Linked DNA regions of Homo sapiens: all the other regions are linked to region 2. The links are chromatin contacts, found by Hi-C or POLR2A ChIA-PET in ENCODE. All regions are on one chromosome and are shown on one strand. Each heading gives the region's core, a stretch centred on a gene start or an enhancer-like site at or near the end of the contact. The rest is flanking DNA. Distances are from core to core; before and after follow the strand shown. Region 1 overlaps INCR1 (interferon stimulated noncoding RNA 1). Region 2 overlaps SPATA6L (spermatogenesis associated 6 like). Region 3 holds the start of INSL6 (insulin like 6).

Region 1 (4,132 bases), core at 906-3,405, 980 kb after region 2:
AACCCCATTACTGGGTATATACCCAAAGGAATACAAATCCTTCTATTATAAAGATACATGCACACGTATGTTCACTGCAGTACTATTCACAATAGTAAAGACATAAAATCAACCTAAATGCCCATCAGTGATAGACTGGATAAAGAAAATGTAGTGTATATATACCATGGAATACTATGCAGCCATAAAAAGGAACAAGATCATGTCCTTTGCAGAGACATGGATGGAGTTGAAAGCCATTCTCCTCAGCAAACTAACACAGGAACAGAAAACCAAACACTGCATGTTCTCACTTACAAGTGGGAACTGAATGATGGAACACATGAGCACATGGGGGGAACAAAACACACTGGGGCCTGTCAGAAGCGGGGGTAGGAGGAGGGAGACCATCAGGAAAAATAGCCAATGGACGCTGGGCATTAGGTAATGGGATGATCTGTGCAGCAAACCACTATGGCACACGTTTACCTATGTAACAAACCTGCACATCCTGCACATGTACCCCTGAACTTAAAATAAAAGTTAAAAAAAATTTAGAATGGGAAAAAAGGACAGAAGGAAGTATGCTAAAATATGAATAAGATTTTGTTAAAGTGTTGGGGTTGTATGTAATTTCCTTCTTTTCTCTGTTTTACAAGATGTTTTGTAACGTAGTATAGTAACTTTCATAAAATGTTATTTTAAGTAGTTTTCCTCTGTGACATGGAAATGAGATCTCTGTAGAGCTTACTGAAGAAACATCATGGTGTTCAGAAACAGCAATGGTACTCCTGGCAATATGTGTTATTAGGAATATGAATATCTGTCAATTGTTTACAAAATTTTGGGGGATCCCTCTAAGGAGTTTTTTTCTTAAAGTTGAGAAAAAAAACCCTAAAAGCTCATTTTCTTTCCTTTCTTCCTCTCCTTTGTTTTCTCAACTATAAAATTAGAATGGCAATAACAGTGGCTATCTTTGTCAATGTCATGAGATTATGGGTAATTTTTTTCTTTATATTCTTCTTGTATTTGAAAAGCTTAAAAAATAAACATTTTAAATTCAAAAAAAATCTTTAAGCAATTCTTTAAAAATATTTTGAAATTTTAGAATTTCAGCATCTGCTTATTATAAATCAAAAGGTCACATAAATGGCAGATATAATGTTTCTGGGGCAGAATTTTTAGATGCACAACTTGTGTTTTTTCCCTATGTCAAGTACAAACTTTCACCTGTGTTTTTATGAGAATCTAAAGAGAAACTACAAGAAAAGTGTACTAAGTTAAAGTTTGAAAAGGCACTGGGTTTGCCAGCATCCTGCCTGCCTAATCAAACATCATGCAGCTCCAGCACAGAATGCATGACTGAGCTGCGTCAGAACATGTGAGGTTCATGTGATTGGAGGAGCTGCCAGCATCTTTCCACTAGTGCTCTGGGGAGTTGTCTTCAAGAACTAACGTCCTGAAGGCAGAAAACTCAAGGGTGGGGAATGAAAGGGGTCTTTCCAAAATATAAAAACTTTTCTGAGTGTTCTCAAAATGAAGACAAAGAAAGAACAGCTTCTGTGTGTGAGTATGTTATAGTGGAATGTGACATTTGAAAGCTGTTAGGGAAAATGCCAGTCTGGCAGGCTACAGCTGTATCCCCTGAGAAGCACAATGGAAAGTTTAAGTCCAGGTTGACCAGAGCCTCTACTTTCTTACACTCATCAATGAGACAGGGTGATTCACTGGACTACCCTGACACAGTCCCCTCCCTTTCAAGGCTGTGTGGCATAAAGGCAGCTCATCTAGTCCCCAGGGTGTTTCAGACTCTGTCTTAGGACTCTGAAACCCCCAGTCAGCACTGTGTACTTGTGAGAAATACAAAGTATGTATTAGATATGCTCTACCTTGAGTTTGAGGAATGTATAGTGAGCTGGAGAAATACACCACAAAAACCAAAGCTACATGCAATCAAGTGACTGATAAGTGGGACCAGACCATAAGACCCAAAGGAATTCAGGGTGGGTGGGAGCTCCCCATGGACAGGAGTAGCCCAAGAGAGCAGGGAGGGAAAGAAAAATGCAATTTGGGAGGCCGAGGCTGGCAGATCACTTGAGGTCAGGAGTTAGAGACCAGCCTGGCCAACATGGTGAAACCCCGTCTCTACTAAAAATACAAAAATTAGCCGGGCGTGGTGATGAGTGCCCACCAGTTACTTGGGAGGCTGACGCAGGGGAATTGCTTGAGCCTGGGAGGAGGAACTTCCAGTGAGCTGAGATCACGCCACTGCACTCCAGCCTGGGCGACAGAGCAAGACTCCATCTCAAAAAAAAATTTTTTTAAGTTTACAAAGCATTTTCAAATGTCTTGTTATACTAGTTGAGCCTCACTACCACCTGGTAAAGGGAGTAGAACAAATATTCACATTTTATGGATGAGGAAACTTGGGCTTATAGAAGTTAAGTAACTTGCCTAATTTATCCCATTTCTTTTTCAGTAAAGTTACCAGTTTGGGCTGGGCATGGTGGCTTACACTTGTAATCCTAGCACTTTGGGAGGCTGAGGCAGGCAGATGGCTTGAGCTCAGGAGTTCAAGACCAGCCTGGGCAACATGGCAAAACCCTATCTCTACAAAAAATACAAAAATTACCCAGGTGTGATGGTGCACGCCTGCAGTCCCAGCTACTGGGGAGGCTGAGGTGGGAGGATCGACTGAGCCCAGGAGGTTGAGGCTGCAGTAAGTTGTGAATACACCACCACACTCTAGCCTAGGAAACAGAATGAGACCCTGTCTCAAAAAGAAAAAAAAAAAGTTACCAGTTTGGTAGCTTAGGGAGTTACAAGTTTGGTAGCTCATGGAGTTGCCATAGACATAGAATATATTGATTTTTAATCACAGCACACAACAAGATGTACATTTATATCCTTGTGAGTAAGTGAATATGGTTGAGAGAAGAGGTTAGGTTGACAAAGCAACTACTAAAAAATTGTCTTTTTCCCTCTGTCTTATGGGTAACTTGGATGAAAACATAGAAGATGAGCTTATAATATATGATGATTAATAAAGTAGGGAGAGAGAGTCAGTTGGATAGAAGAGTTTCTATTTCAAAATCCCAGGTTGCCACAGTGGCTCACACCTGTAATCTCAGCATTTTAGGAGGCCGAGGCGGGCAGATCACTTGAGGTCAGGAGTTCAATACCAGCCTGGGCAACATAGCAAAACTCCATCTCTACAAAAAATACAAAGATTAGCCAGGTGTGGTAGTGTGTGCCTGTGATCCCTGCTAATTGGGAGGCTGAGGTGGGAGGATCGCTTGAGCCCGGGAGGTTGAGGCTGCAGTGAGCCAAGATTGTACCACTGCACTCCAGCCTGTACAACAGCATGACGCCCTGCCTCAAAAAATAAAAATAAAAAATAAAAAAATTAAGTCCCAGGTTGAATCACGAGGTCAAAACCAAAGAGGTAGAATGAAAGGTCCTGCTTTTGATCCACACACCTAAGATGGAAGAGCAGTTTATTAGCAGTTAATATGAAAAAGTTCTGGGGATTTAATAGAAAAGAATTTAAACAGTATCATACTCATAAACTACAAATGTGCCCTAAGTACAAATGCAGGTTGAATTGAAATCCAATTGCTTAAAAACTAAGGAGGTTGGGCATGGTGGTTCATGCCTATAATCCCAGCCCATTAAGAGGCCAAGGCAGGTGGATCACTTGAGCCCAGGAGTTTGAGACCAGCCTGGGCAACATGGCGAAACTGCGTCTCTATAAAAAATACAAAAATTAGCTGGGCGTGATGGCGCACACTTGTAGTCCCGATACTAGGGAGGCTTAGGTAGGAGGATCACCTGAGCCCAAGGAGATCAAAGCTGCAATGGGCCATGACCTCACCACTGCACTCCAGCCTAGGCAACAAAGTGAGACCCTGTCTCAAAACAAAACAAAAACACTAAGGAGAACTTCAGCAGTGTTGACAGGACACTGTTCAGAACTGGGAACAAATAGTCCTATGGAACCTACTATGTCTAGGCCAGCCTACCTCTAGAATATTTTGTTCTATTCTGGGCCCGACTTGTTAATTGGGACATGAATAAATGAGAGTAGATCTAGAGGGAAGCACCCAAGATGGCAATCGGGCTTGAAGCCACCCCTAGACTAGGAATATTGGAA
Region 2 (4,046 bases), core at 63-2,562:
CAGCAACCATTGTGGAGGGTCAGGTGATACAGAGACAGCAGCAGGGTGGAGATGGGTAGGCAGGTTCTTGTTCAGTGCACACACCTAGTACATGTGTTTGCAAAGTTAAATGTGATTCCATTGTATGGCACTAAATACTGCGTATAAAGCAGTGAACAACAGAGACAGATTCTCTGATCTCATAAGGTTTCACTCCAGTAGAAGAGACAGATTTTAAACAATCAGCCCAGATAAAAATATAATAAGAAATTGTGTCATAATTTATGAAGGAAAAATGCTGTGTACTAAAGGGTACACATCACAGAGAGAGGGAGTGTCGTGTCATAGAAAATCATAAGCCTGGAAGGACAAATAGAAGTTATCCAGGCAGAGTCAGGAAGACATATTCCAGATGGAGAAAACAACATGTGCAGAGACCCCATGGCAGGAAAAAGCTCCGTGTTCAAGAAGCTGAAAGAAGGCCGGAAAGTCTATTAGATAAAGGGTGATGTTGCGGGCAGGGGAGATGATTACAAGAGGAAGCAAGAGAGCTGGAAGGCACGTGCACTGCAGTTATCATACAGAGCAAGGGAAGAACGCAGTTCTCAGGTCTCCTCCAAGTCTCCTGTCCTCCACACTTTCTAGTTACTTCATATTGATAGGAGGAAACTGAAATTCTTTTAGCAAACCAAGATAAGGAGAAGCACTTAAGCTGCTTACTTACATAAGACAGTACCTTAAAAATATCTCTGTTCATGCAGTGAGTATTTCTTCAGAGGGTAGCTTGGTCTTTCAATGATATAATTTACTTCAGAGGTAGAATCTTCCTACAATAAAAACAAATCCAGCAATTATGTTACCCATAACATAATAGAGATGGATGATACCCAGATGTGTAGTTTTGCATGTAGGAGGTCTGTGCATCCCATTTATGCCGTTATATGGGGTTCACTATATATGTGTGTATATAGAATCTTTCTTTTTTTGTAGAGACGAGGTCTCATTATGTTGCCAGGCTGGTCTTGAACCTCCTGGCCTCAAGGGATTCTCCCTCCTCAGCCTCCCAAAGTACTAGGATTATAGATTTGAGCCCCAAACCAGGCCTTTGTTTACATTTTAAAGAGATTCCTTGCCTGAAAAGGTTGGGAATTAAAGCAAAGCCAATGACTTTGCAGAAAAGAATTAAAGTAATTCACTACCCTGATGGTTAGGGCAAACAACATTTAGTTTTAAGTGTCATCCTGCAAATCTAGCATATGTCAGTATATAATAAGTCAAGAGGACTAATTCAACTACATGGCATCATTAAATTCAGCCACTGGGGGCACTGTTGTCCTATATTTGAATTCTTTGAGCAGGTGAACTGCCACTTAGCTGTGTATCTGAATCAGTGACAAAGTACTGGGAATACCTACCAATGGATCAGAAGCACTCCCCATACCCCTGTAAAAGTCATACAGCCAAAACCACCTTATTAAATTCTAGAACAACTTTCTTCCATGTTGTGGCCTTACATAGCTCACACAAACAACTGTATTCTTCCCTGGACTGGGATTCATGTGTGCAGGGGAAAGGAATGCTCTGTGGGCCACTTAGCCTGTCTTCTCTCAGTCCTTTGAAAGGACCTCTGCTTGATGAGTGCTGTGCACCAAATTAGCTGCTACTCCTCCGTTGGATCCAAGCCCCACTGTCTCATCCTCAGGAAGCCAGCCCTGACTCCCAGCCATGTCAAATACCCGCTACCATTCAATCTCAGGACAACAGGTAATCTCCTTGGTAAGCCTCACAATTTTCCACTTATTTCTGTGGTTATTTGATTAATGTCTGTCTCCCCGACTAGACTGTAGGTCCCTGTTCACATATTATTTAGTGAGCAAAGATCTAGTTTTATAAGAAAGTCTAACCTTGTTTTGGTGCAGCTGTGCTCTGTGGGATGTCAGAAGACTGCATACCCTCTCATGGATATTCTTCCATGTGGACTGAGAACCAGGATGGAACCTGCTCAACAGATGGAACAGGGTGGAATATTAAGCAGCTACTAAAAAGGACACTTAAAGCACATGACGGTATGGATTGATATTTAAAACTTAATTATAATAAAAAACAGCAGCATGCAAAATGGTAAACATAGTGTGATTTCAATGTCTTTCTTAAACCTACCCATAGGAAAAGCACTGGGGAATAAAAACTGCTCAGATGTTAAGAATTTTTTGTGTTTCTATGTGTGGCTATGAGTGATTCTTTTCTTCTTTGTACTTTCCTGTGTTTTTCAGATATTTCTCTCATGAACAAACCCTACTTTTACATTTAAAATTTTAATCTAAAACTTTTTAATATAAAATTTAAATCCGGTTTTCGGGGAGAGCCAAGATGGCCGAATAGGAACAGCTCCGGTCTCCAGCTCCCAGCGTGAGCGACGCAGAGGACGGGTGATTTCTGCATTTCCATCTGAGGTAGCGGGTTCATCTCACTAGGGAGTGCCAGACAGTGGGCGCAGGCCAGTGTGTGCGCGCACCGTGCGCGAGCCGAAGCAGGGCGAGGCATTGCCTCACTCGGGAAGCGCAAGGGGTCAGGCAGTTCCCTTTCCGAGTCAAAGAAAGGGGTGACAGATGGCACCTGGAAAATCGGGTCACTCCCACCCAAATACTGCGCTTTTCCTACGGGCTTAAAAAATGGCGCACCACCCACCTGGCTCGGAGGGTCCTACGCCCACGGAGTCTCGCTGATTGCTAGCACAGCAGTCTGAGATCAAACTGCAAGGCGGCAGCGAGGCTGGGGGAGGGGCGCCCGCCATTGCCCAGGCTTGCTGAGGTAAACAAAGCAGCCGGAAGCTCCAACTGGGTGGAGCCCACCACAGCTCAAGGAGGCCTGCCTGCCTCTGTAGGCGCCACGTCTGGGGGCAGGGCACAGACAAACAAAAAGACAGCAGTAACCTCTGCAGACTTAAATGTCCCTGTCTGACAGCTTTGAAGAGAGCAGTGGTTCTCCCAGTACGCAGCTGGAGATCTGAGAAGGGGCAGACTGCGTCCTCAAGTGGGTGCCTGACCCCTGACCCCCGAGCAGCCTAACTGGGAGGCACCCCCCAGCAGGGGCACACTGACACCTCACACGGCCGGGTACTCCAACAGACCTGCAGCTGAGGGTCCTGTTAGAAGGAAAACTAACAAACAGAAAGGACATCCACACCAAAAACCCATCTGTACATCACCATCATCAAAGACCAAAAGTAGATAAAACCACAAAGATGGGGAAAAAACAGAACAGAAAAACTGGAAACTCTAAAAAGCAGAGCGCCTCTCCTCCTCCAAAGGAATGCAGTTCCTCACCAGCAATGGAACAAAGCTGGACGGAGAACGACTTCGACGAGCTGAGAGAAGAAGGCTTCAGACGATCAAATTACTCTGAGCTACGGGAGGACATTCAAACCAAAGGCAAAGAAGCTGAAAACTTTGAAAAAAATTTAGAAGAATGTATAACTAGAATAATCAATACAGAGAAGTGCTTAAAGGAGCTGATGGAGCTGAAAACCAAGGCTCAAGAACTACGTGAAGAATGCAGAAGCCTCAGGAGCCGATGCAATCAACTGGAAGAAAGGGTATCAGCGATGGAAGATGAAATGAATGAAATGAAGCGAGAAGGGAAGTTTAGAGAAAAAAGAATAAAAATAAATGAGCAAAGCCTCCAAGAAATATGGGACTATGTGAAAAGACCAAATCTACGTCTGATTGGTATACCTGAAAGTGACGGGGAGAATGGAACCAAGTTGGAAAACACTCTGCAGGATATTATCCAGGAGAACTTCCCCAATCTAGCAAGGCAGGCCAACATTCAGATTCAGGAAATACAGAGAATGCCACAAAGATACTCCTCGAGAAGAGCAACTCCAACACACATAATTGTCAGATTCACCAAAGTTGAAATGAAGGAAAAAATGTTAAGGGCAGCCAGAGAGAAAGGTCGGGTTACCCTCAAAGGGAAGCCCATCAGACTAACAGCGGATCTCTTGGCAGAAACCCTACAAGCCAGAAGAGAGTGGGGGCCAATATTCCACATTCTTAAAGAAAAGA
Region 3 (4,171 bases), core at 876-3,375, 580 kb after region 2:
CAAGCTGAGTTTTAAGGTTGAACATTTTTATTAAGAAAACTGTCTTTAGAGCACTTTGTTGAGAAAAGGCATTCCAACCTCTCTTTAAATAACAGCCTCAAGCTTGGAGGTCTAAAAATAAAATTTTGACTACAGTATTATAGCATAGGTAGTGAAAGCACAGTATTTGATGTGAGAGAAATGCCCACCCAACATAAAGCAGAAAGGGAAGGCTCTCCTTGCACTCCTGGGAGAAAAGAACAAGAAAGAGGAGTTTAAAAGAAAAAAAAAAGAGAGAGACAGACAGTAAACTGGACCTTGTTACTCAAAAGTGTGGGCCACGAACTAGCAGCACCTGGGAGCTAGTTAAAAACGAAAAATATCAGGCCCCACCCCAGGTCTACTAACTCAGAGTCGGTAAATTAACAGGATTCCCAAATGATTCATATGCACATTAAAGCGTGAGAGTCACTGAACTAAAGTAAAAGTAGAAGACTGGGGAGAGACACTTCCTTCATTATAACAGAAGGACAAGGTGAGGTTTGTATGTGGGTTAGTTTGATGGGTCGGTTTGAAAATGATCATGAATCAGTCTCATGGTTTCTGTCTTTAAAAGTTTTTATTCTTTCAGCAACAGTGACTTTATAAATTCTATTCATTCATTCCAAAAAAGCTAATGAGTGCCTACAATGTGCATTGTTTGACTTTTTTCAGTCCTCTACATTAGGGTCTCTTTTTGGCATGATAGTTTACTCATTTCCTTAATTTCAGAAATCTTCACTTTTACAAGATTTGTCCAAATCAAATCAACTGAATTACTGTAAAAGGCAGTAATCTTCTTCCTATGGATACACTATAAACAAAGTGCAATTTCTTTTAAAATGACAAATCATACTGGGACTAAAATGTCTTAGTCACAAAATGTAAAAACATAGTAAGATATACCAATGAATCTGGAACAAGAATATCCTTCCTGCAGACTGCTTGAAAGCATCAAGTATAAATTCAGCGCATATTAAACACATGCGATGTGCTAGGCCATCTGCTAAGCATTTCAGACAAAAATATGCATGAAATAGTCCCTATAATACAGTATGGTATATAGGGCTGACTTTATGGGACTGAAACCTATGTAGTCACACAGGCCTTGCATTTGGTTTAAATGTTCCTTTGTTGTTCTGAATAAATTTACCTTTGAAACTTTAAGTGAATGAAATACAAGTACGTAAACTCTTAAATGAAGCCTGATAGGAGAACGGACCAGGCCTATCTCCTGGTACGTGACCAGGGGATATGGACAAGTAAGGAAAACAGTTTTATATTTTACTACCTTTATTTTCATGGCCCTTTCCTGCTTTTTTGAACAAGGTACTCTGCATTTTTATCTTCTACAAGGTTGGGCTGATTCTGTAGCCAATGACGACAGTCAAATACAACTATGTGCTAGATACTGTGGTAGAAAGGACAATGGAGCCATTGGCCATGAAAAGGTCAATGATGACTTCACAGGGAAAATGATACTTAAGTTGGGCTTTGAAGGACAAAAAGGAGTTTGCCAGATGACTGGCACTCCAGAAAAGAACAACATTCTTACATAAATATGTAGACTTACAAGTGTACATTTATTTCCTCCAAGTTAAAAAAAAAAGCGCTTCATTGAAGTTTTGTATATTTTCAATACACTGTTTTTTACAATTTTTTAAAGAGCTGTGTACTAGGCACAAATTCCACTTCCTGGGGAAGCTCACCTTCTGGCAGAGCAAATGCAGGAATAAGAAATATACAGAGGTGAACAAACATGCCTTCGGTTTCGATTTTTACCTGGGTTTGTGCCTCTTCCCCGGGCCGGGGAAGCGGTTTGCGGGCTTTCGAACTGGTATGGGCTGTAGGCTTCGACCTTCTCCGAGGCCTGTGCAATCAACCGTGAGAAAGGGGTTTCCTCCTCGAAACGGAACTGGCTCCAGTTGGCATGGCCGCAGAGTTTTTCTATTTCTTTCACCAAGTACCTGCCGCACAGCTTCCTGGCACTGCTGATGTCGCTCAGTTCACGAGAAAACCGAACCAGCAGGAGTCCAAGCCACAGCAGGGACAAGCGGAGGAGCCGCGGCATCCCTGTGACCCCAGGCTAGTCCTCCGCGTTGTGCAATGGCGGTCGGCCGGACCCTGCTCCCTGTCTGCGCCTGCGCCAGGCCGAGCGGCGCGCACAAACACTGCGGAATTCCGAGCGCGTGGGGGCGTCGCCAGAACTTCAAGGGAAGGCGCGCGCCGGCTGCGTCAAGGCTTTCCCGCCAGCTCAGGGGTCTCAGGTGGTCGAAGGTAGCAGGCCCTGGCTCCTAAAATGAAAGCCAAAAATCCCCTCACTACCCCGCCACCCCCTAGTTTGATTCATTTTTCTTTCCTTCCTCAATGGGAGATTCCTCACCAAGCGTGAGAACATAGGATCCCTGTTACCTGATAACGTAGGTTAAAAAGTGTTGCTCCCTCCACCTGGAATGCGTTTCTCGTTCTTGTTTGCCAGGTTGTTAATAAAGCTTCGTCTCCCTCACAGAAACCCCCTGTCATCTCTTTCACGGTGTTAATCGACCTGTTTCCATTTGTGGGCGTGTAACCTCTTTCCTGAGACCCCCGCTTCATGAAGGCAAGGGCCTGCGTCTGTTCTTGCTTTCCATCGTACCCCGGGATCTGGCATTTAGCTGGCAATCAAATATGTGGTGAAACGTTTAAGTGTTGCATATGGCCATGTGCGTTTAGTCAGGTTCAAAGCTTCTTCAGAAAAATCCTACTGGTTCACAGGGAGGCATGGGCCTTAGCCTCAATCTCCAGAAAAAAGAAGTAGGGACGCTGTCTTGAGGTACCTGGGATGGAAATCTGGTTCTTTCGGTTAGATAATGTAGAGGATTGTGTATTACCAAATTAACTTGTGACAGGGACCCCTAGAGGATTTGCCTTGTAAGAATAACAGCATGCAGCATGAAATGCTCATTTAGGTGAGATAATTTTGCTCAGTTAGGAGGGAAGGGGCAGGGAAGCGAAGCGCAATCGGCATAGGTAGCTTTATCATTTTAAATGAAGTTCTGTGTTACTAGTGTGTTGGCGTGGAAGGATGTACTATCGGCCACAAGAGGGCATTCGGTGGCTGTCTCAGGAATAAGGTTCAGGATGCTGAAGCCACAGGTGCAAGCTTATCAGTGATCTCACCATTTCCCTATACAATTTTATTTTTTTCTCCCTTTCTTTTCTGTCTTCTGACTCTATGTCTTTTTCTTAATTTTCCGTTTCCCTATCTTTTCCCTGCTTCCCAGTGGCATCCATGAATGCTGTTAAATTAACTGCCAATTGGATTTTTTAAATGGTTGATATAATATAGATTAGTAAAATTTAATCACCTTCCTTAAAAAATAACTTATGTCCAAACTATAGTGGGCCATGAGTCCTAGTCAGAACTTTATCAGGTAAGGTTTTTGAGAACGGAAAATATTAATCATACTGAGATGAATGTAAGCCTTGTGGTAACCACAAGGCAAAACCTATAGTAGATATATAAAAGATAAAAAAGAAGAAATCAAGCATACCACTACAGGATATCATCTAATCACAAAGAGAACAAGAGAAAAAGAAAAGAACAAAGGATCTACAAAATAACCACTAAACAATTAACAAAATGCAGTAGTAAATTCTAACCCATCAATAACTACTTTGAATGTAAATGGATTATGTTCTTTGATCAAAAAACAGGGCTGAATGGATAAAAAAAAAAAGACTCAACTATATACTGCCCACAAGAGACTCATCAAAAGACTTGAACTATACTTTGGAACAAGTGGAGCTAACAGATATTTATGGGACATTCCATCCAACAGCAACAGAATACGCATTCTTCTAAAATGCACAGAGAACATTCACCAGAATAGATCATATGTTATGCTACAAAGCAAGTCCTAATAAATTTAGAAGAATAAAATAATATCAAATATCTTTTCTGGCCACAATGGAATGAAAGTAGAAATCAATAAAAGGAGGAACTTTTGAAAACTCACAAATATGTGGAAATTAAAGAACATGTTCCTAACTACCAGTGGGTCAAAGAAGAAATATAAAGGGAGTTTAAAAAATATCTTGAGACAGGCTGGGCTCAGTGGCTCATGCCTGTAATCCCAGCACTTTGGGAGGCTGAGGTGAGTGGATCACTTGA

What was found. Hi-C counts contacts between places; a loop is a spot of excess contacts on that map. ChIA-PET counts read pairs that join two places held with the same protein, here RNA polymerase II (POLR2A). Pooled maps may share reads with other maps.
Region 1: a loop to region 2 is called in a pooled map, with 2.7 times the contacts of the local background. The contact joins two enhancer-like sites. A Hi-C loop is called at or near these places in 2 of 37 single-sample maps with no recorded cell type and 8 of 50 pooled maps. POLR2A ChIA-PET finds 5 or more read pairs at or near these places in 1 of 52 experiments (activated T-cell).
Region 3: a pooled map shows a loop between it and region 2 (4-fold over the local background). The contact joins the promoter of INSL6 here to the enhancer-like site in region 2. A Hi-C loop is called at or near these places in 6 of 50 pooled maps.

Annotation. Positions count from the first base shown.
Region 1 is chr9:5,581,701-5,585,832 of GRCh38, forward strand. All of the region lies in intron 1 of INCR1 (interferon stimulated noncoding RNA 1), which reads right to left. Among named protein-coding and RNA genes, the nearest start is that of RIC1, 45 kb to the right of the region's middle. Within about 2 kb of position 2,156, at least 8 of the 41 ENCODE cell types and tissues checked have a DNase peak (open chromatin) inside an H3K27ac peak, as active enhancers do.
Region 2 is chr9:4,603,464-4,607,509 of GRCh38, forward strand. SPATA6L (spermatogenesis associated 6 like) reads right to left here. Exons shown (of 12, transcript NM_001353486.2): 10 at 1,884-1,977; 11 at 716-806. The coding sequence ends at 717. Among named protein-coding and RNA genes, the nearest start is that of PLPP6, 57 kb to the right of the region's middle. RefSeq lists enhancers at 2,031-3,230, 2,644-3,221. Within about 2 kb of position 1,313, at least 2 of the 41 ENCODE cell types and tissues checked have a DNase peak (open chromatin) inside an H3K27ac peak, as active enhancers do.
Region 3 is chr9:5,183,514-5,187,684 of GRCh38, forward strand. It overlaps INSL6 (insulin like 6), which reads right to left and starts at 2,126. Exons shown (of 2, transcript NM_007179.3): 1 at 1,801-2,126. The coding sequence starts at 2,089.